Regions from separate parts of the Homo sapiens genome. Here region 1 is linked to region 2. Evidence: read pairs that join two places in POLR2A ChIA-PET (ENCODE). Cell type or tissue: Panc1. All regions are shown on one strand. Links, peaks and the distances in the headings refer to the core of each region. The heading gives the core; the rest is flanking DNA.

Region 1 (2,807 bases), core at 10-2,509, 64 kb after region 2:
ACCTTATCTCTAAAAGAATAAATTGAAAAGAAAAGAAGTTTGTGAGATTAGAGGGAAATTAAGAGCATTAAATGTTAGAAGTTGGAATAGCCTGGTTAAATCCTTATATCTTTCACCATCCAAGAGGTGTTTGTATAAAGAAATATAATTAGGAAAAATAGGGTTTGGAGGTAGATAGTTCCTACAAGTTTCTTTTCTGGTATTCAGAATTAACCTTTCAGATTACCTGGTAACCTCTCCTCCCTACCCCCTTTGGCATTTCCTTTAAAATGCACATTTTATACAAATTATATTTGCATGAGTTGTCTGATTTTCAGAGATAGAATTACATAATAAACTTTGAATTTTAGCCAAAGCATGAAAAATCAGTTAAGGAATACCCTTTCTATGCCTTACGCTTCTTAACTTTCTCAATTTTCAGTGTCCACACTGCCTATTTGGATATGTAATGTGAAATCTTGGTATTTCTTTCTCTCTCTTCTTTCCTCATTGTCTTTCTCTCCTTTCCCTTTTCTCTGTGCCAGTATTTAATTATCTGCTGTGTTTTAGGTACTGTTCTACATGCTGGGGATATAGTAGTGAATACAACAAAGTTCCTGCTTGTTATAGATTTCTATAATTAGTTTTTCTTTCTACCTTCATTGTTTTGGTACGTATATCATCTCTTACTAAAATATCAAGCTAGATGAAACATCTTTGGAAACTGAAAGTATACTTACAGATTAAGTATGTTGTCAACTAGTTTTGGGAAAAAAGAATCATATTTCTATAAAAATCCTCAATTTACATATGAAGAAAATAATCCTTCACATGTATCTTAAATTATTTATAGGGAGAAATGCTCTTCACCTGGCTGCTAAGTATGGACATGCATTGTGCCTACAAAAACTTCTACAGGTAGTGGAAGTGGTTAATACTTTAGCTTTATTATTTTGACAACAAATCATAGATGTACTTTTAATGTGTTTTTGGAATTTTAGATCAAAGAGAATAGTAAACTAACTTTGACTATGAGCTTACATATTTTTTCCATCATTTGTGAAGGAATGTGAACAATAAAGAGCAAAAACTGAGGGAAGTGAATTGCATAACTCAGTGTATTAAAAATAAATAACAAAGGCTTGACCTTCCTGTTGACATAGCTGAAGGTTGGAATTTTCTGTTGTCTAGACTATCGTGGAAGATAAAGTAATACAACATAGGACCTGTATATTTCTATTCAAACACAGATAACTTATACTACATAATATTATTACATTTTTAATCAGATAACCACAAAATTCTAACTAGTTGGCTAAAGTTCCCATCAAATATTTCAGTCATACATTTTTATAAACATATTCACTAAGTTTCATAGCAGAACTCACCTGCTTTTCTGATTCAGTATCTCAAGTTTTAATTCTTGGTGGAAAAAAAAACCCCAAACAATACATATTTTCCTGTATTTCATGCCATTCATTATAATGTACCATATGTTTCCTGTTTGGTGAAACATTGTTAATTTAGTTATATAATGTTACTGTATTTGTTCCATGTCAGCATATTTCATGGATTGTCGGATAGTCTTTAGCTTCTTTGATAAGTGGAATATTTTAAGATTAAATAACAGCTGTTCATCTGAGTCTGGATATCTAATTTTAAAATAAAACTCTCCTACTTTACTAAGTTTTCTTTACTTTAACAGTACAATTGTCCCACTGAGCATGCAGACCTGCAGGGAAGAACTGCACTTCACGATGCCGGTGAGCAGTGGTTTCCCTTGGATACAAATATTTGTTAAAATGTCTAGTCATTTGAATTAATTTCAGGGTTTTAACACATAGATATTTATATAATTCATGGAGAAACAAAGAATATTAAAAACCTGTTTGCACAAATTAGAGATTTATTAGATTATACCGCTTAAAAAGATTCATTCAGTCAGTATTTACAGGCCAGTCAGCTTGCTAGATACTAAAGGTACAAAGGTAGATAAACTATAATCCTGCTCACAAGGAGCTCCAAGCTGTGTGTGTGTGTGTGTGAGAGAGAGAGAGAGAGGGAAACAGAGAGAGAATGTGTGTGCGTGTGTGTGTTTCATGTCTTTGGGAATTGGAGAAATGGGAAGAAGACTTTCCTTAAACTATGTTTACCTAATTAACATGTCTGAACCTCTTTTTTCTCATTTGCAAAATGAAGTTAATAATACTACTGCAATAAGTAGTATTAATAAGTATAATCAAATCATAAGTAGTGCCTGGCACATAATAATTTCTTAATTAATGGTGGTAGTTGTTTTCCTTTAGAGATGTCAGTGCTGAATTTCATATCACTGTAATGTGCTATATTTTAAAAGAGATTTATACTGATTTTTAGAGATTTTATTATACTTGTGTGTCTAAATTTATTTGCATTATTCTTTAGGTGTCTTAAAGAAAGTACTTTGAAAAAAGTTATATATTTAGGTATTTTTGGAATGTAAGATAGCCTGACCTCTTGCTAAGTCTGATATTCCTACATTTAACTATAAGGCCAAAGGAAAAAAAACAGTCTACTTTCTCTTTTCATGTATATGGAATATATGCAGTAGATTAAGGTGGTCTGCACTGAAGACATATTATACTTCAAATTTCCTTCAAAATTTTATACCTTAATTTTTAAAAATTTTGCTTTTTGTATTTTATTTGTATGATAATTTCTCACACAATGCATTTCTTTTTTTTAATATAGAAGGGTATTACTGTATTTGCAAAGCATTTTTCCATTATCATTTGAGCCTCACAATGACCCCTGTAAGTTAACCATATATTTTATTATCCCTGCTTTAA
Region 2 (2,807 bases), core at 21-2,520:
TCCTTCAAAATAATCTTTGGGTGGGTGGGGATAGTAAGTTGGGGGTATAGTTGCAATAGGATTGGTCTTGAGTTAGTAACTGCATTTGGGGCTGGGTACAGTGGCTCATGCCTGTAATCTCAGCACTTTGGGAGGCCGAGGTGGGCAGATCGCTTGAGGTCAGGAGTTCGAGACCAGCCTGGCCAACATGGTAAAACCTTGTCTCTACTAAAAGTACAAAAATTAGCTGGGCATGGTCATTTGTAGTCTCAGCTACTAGGGAGGCTGAGGCAGGAGAATTGCTTGAACCTGGGAGGCGGAGGTTGCAGTGAGCTGAGATCATGCCATTGCACTCCAGCCTGGGCAACAGAGCAAGACTCCATCAAAAAAAAAAAAATTGCGGCTGGGTGGTTCATGATGCTTATTCACTTTTGTGATACTGTTGTATTTAGCGTATGTCCTAAAATTTCTGTACTGTAATTAGAAAGAGCTAGTCACAGCCTTCAAGAATTTTAAGAGCTAGATATAAAAAATAAATGAATATGGCATGTTAACAGTTATTATAGAAGTCGGTATAAATTGCTGTGGGGGCACATAGAGTGTAGAGTGAGCCCATAAAAAGGTTGAAAGGTAGAGTGTGAGCTTGGGCCAGAAAGACAATTTCAGTGGCTTTCCAAGCAAAAGAAGAGCAAATGCAGTGGTATGGAGCTGTGAAATTATACAGCTGAGGGAGCATCAGATTTGGAAACTAATTCTGGTTTTATGGTAGAGGATGGCACAGATGAGGCATAGACAAATCTTCAAATAAGAATTCTATTGAAAATAGGGAGTTAGAGGGCGTGCAGCTTGGGGATTGTGGTAAAGGAAGGTTTTCATTCATTCTTTTTTTTTTTTATTTTTGAGAATAAGTCTCCCTCTTGTCGCTCAGGCTGGAGTGCAGTGGCGCAATCTTGGCCCACTGCAACCTCTGCCTCTCGGGTTCAAGAGATTCTCTTGCCTCAGCCTCCCGAGTAGCTGGTACTACAGGCTCCTGTCACCATGCCTGGCTAAGTTTTGTGTTTTTAGTAGAGATGGGGTTTCACCATGTTTGCCAGGCTGGTCTTGTACTCCTGACCTCGGGCGATCCACCCACCTCGGCCTCCCTAATTGTTGAGATTATAGGCGTGAGCCACTGCCCCCGGCCTCATTCTTTTTTTTTTTTAAACCTTGAATTAAAATTTAAATTACTTGACAAGTTTAGATCACTGTTCAGAGAGAACTGACTAGTCATGAAAGTTTCATCTTCAGAAATTATCCTATTAGTGAGTTTATAAGTTCATCTTTCTGCTTCTCCCTTCCTCTCTAGAATTAGCTAATAGCCAGCAAAATTTTGATTTTATCAGCCCTGTTTAACTTATGTTTGTATCTTTGGTAAACTAGATCCAAGAATAATAGATTTGAACGTTATAACATGTATTGTTTCATCACTATCATATGGAAACTTTTACTGTCCTGTTACAGTTTTGCAAATGTTTGTCCTGCCACCTAAAGGATACAGCATATTATTGAAATTTCCACCTGCACGTGCTTATTTATGCAAAGGAAGTCAAATTGATTTCTGTGGGGAATTTGCCTAAAAATGGATGGTTGAAATGTGCTGCCTGAAATTATAAATGGAACAATAGGATATAATACTCATTGCCTTATTTTCCTTAATCATAATACAATTAAAAGCTTTATATAGCTTTTATATCATTAGAAAAGATAATGTCTCTTCCAGGCTTAAAAATGTAGCCCCAAAACACAAGAATAAATTGGATTGTTTGTAGTCACACAAACAGTTTTGTCTGTTGGCTTTGTTTTATTGTCAGAAATCCTAAATATTGTTGACATTGACTTATTTTCAAATGATACAGTCTCCAAGATGATATGCAGAAGATGAACTGATGTAGCTGAGTGACCAAAGGCACTGGCAAAGGATCGATGAGTTGTATTTTTATACAGATGCTCCTTGACTTATTATGGGGTTATGTCTTGGTAAACCCAGTTTAAGTTGAAAATATTGTAAGTCGAAATGCATTTAAGACACCTAACCTACACAACATCATAGCTTAGCCTAACCTTCTTTAAACATGCTCAGAACACTTAGCCTCCAGTTGGGCAAAATCATCTAACACAAAGCCTATTTTATAAGAAAGTATTGAATATCTCATGAATTCAATACCGAATACTCTATTGAAAGTGAAAAAACAGAATAGTTGTACGGGTACTCAAAGTACATACAGTTTCTGCTGAATGCATGTAGCTTTTGTACTGTTGTAAAGTCAAAAAATCCTAAGTCTAACCATCATAAGTTGGGGACTGTCTGTAATTGAATGGGACCTGGCCAGGTATCCTTGAGAGAGCGCAGGTGAATGTCTCAACCAGTTAGGATAAATGACTGTCCCACAAAAGTCATACATGTTCATTGTAGAAAACCAAATATAGGCTGGGCGTAGTGGCTCACGCCTGTAATCCCAACACTTTGGAAGGCCGAGGTGGGCGGATCACTTGAGGTCAGGAGTTCGAAACCAGCCTGGGCAACATGATGAAACCCTGTCTCCACTAAAAATACAAAAATTAGCCAGGCATGGTGGTGGGCACCTGTAGTCTCAGCTACTCGGGAGGCTGAGGCAGGACAATGGCGTGAACCTGGGAGGCGGAATTTGCATTGAGCCGAGATCGCGCCACTGCACTCCAGCCTGGGCGATGGAGCGAGGCTCTGTCTCAACAGCAACAAAAAAAATTATAAGTAATTTGAAATTATTTGAGCACATACAAATGTCCCAATTAGAAGTACTCAGTAAATG

Evidence for each region. Peaks named below come from ENCODE experiments on the same cell type or tissue, not always from the same donor. Only the 100,000 strongest peaks of a DNase experiment are listed, where the experiment ranks them.
Region 1: POLR2A ChIA-PET joins it to region 2 with 6 read pairs; 4 of 35 experiments call an interaction of 5 or more read pairs at or near these places.

The regions. Positions count from the first base shown.
Region 1 is chr15:70,689,389-70,692,195 of GRCh38, reverse strand. UACA (uveal autoantigen with coiled-coil domains and ankyrin repeats) reads left to right here. Exons shown (of 19, transcript NM_018003.4): 4 at 833-897; 5 at 1,685-1,742. Among named protein-coding and RNA genes, the nearest start is that of SALRNA2, 56 kb to the right of the region's middle. In Panc1, for the core only: no CTCF peak of the experiment used is centred there; no DNase peak of the experiment used is centred there; H3K27ac peaks cover 1,186 bases.
Region 2 is chr15:70,753,743-70,756,549 of GRCh38, reverse strand. All of the region lies in intron 1 of UACA (uveal autoantigen with coiled-coil domains and ankyrin repeats), which reads left to right. Among named protein-coding and RNA genes, the nearest start is that of UACA, 8.4 kb to the left of the region's middle. In Panc1, for the core only: no CTCF peak of the experiment used is centred there; no DNase peak of the experiment used is centred there; H3K27ac peaks cover 2,283 bases.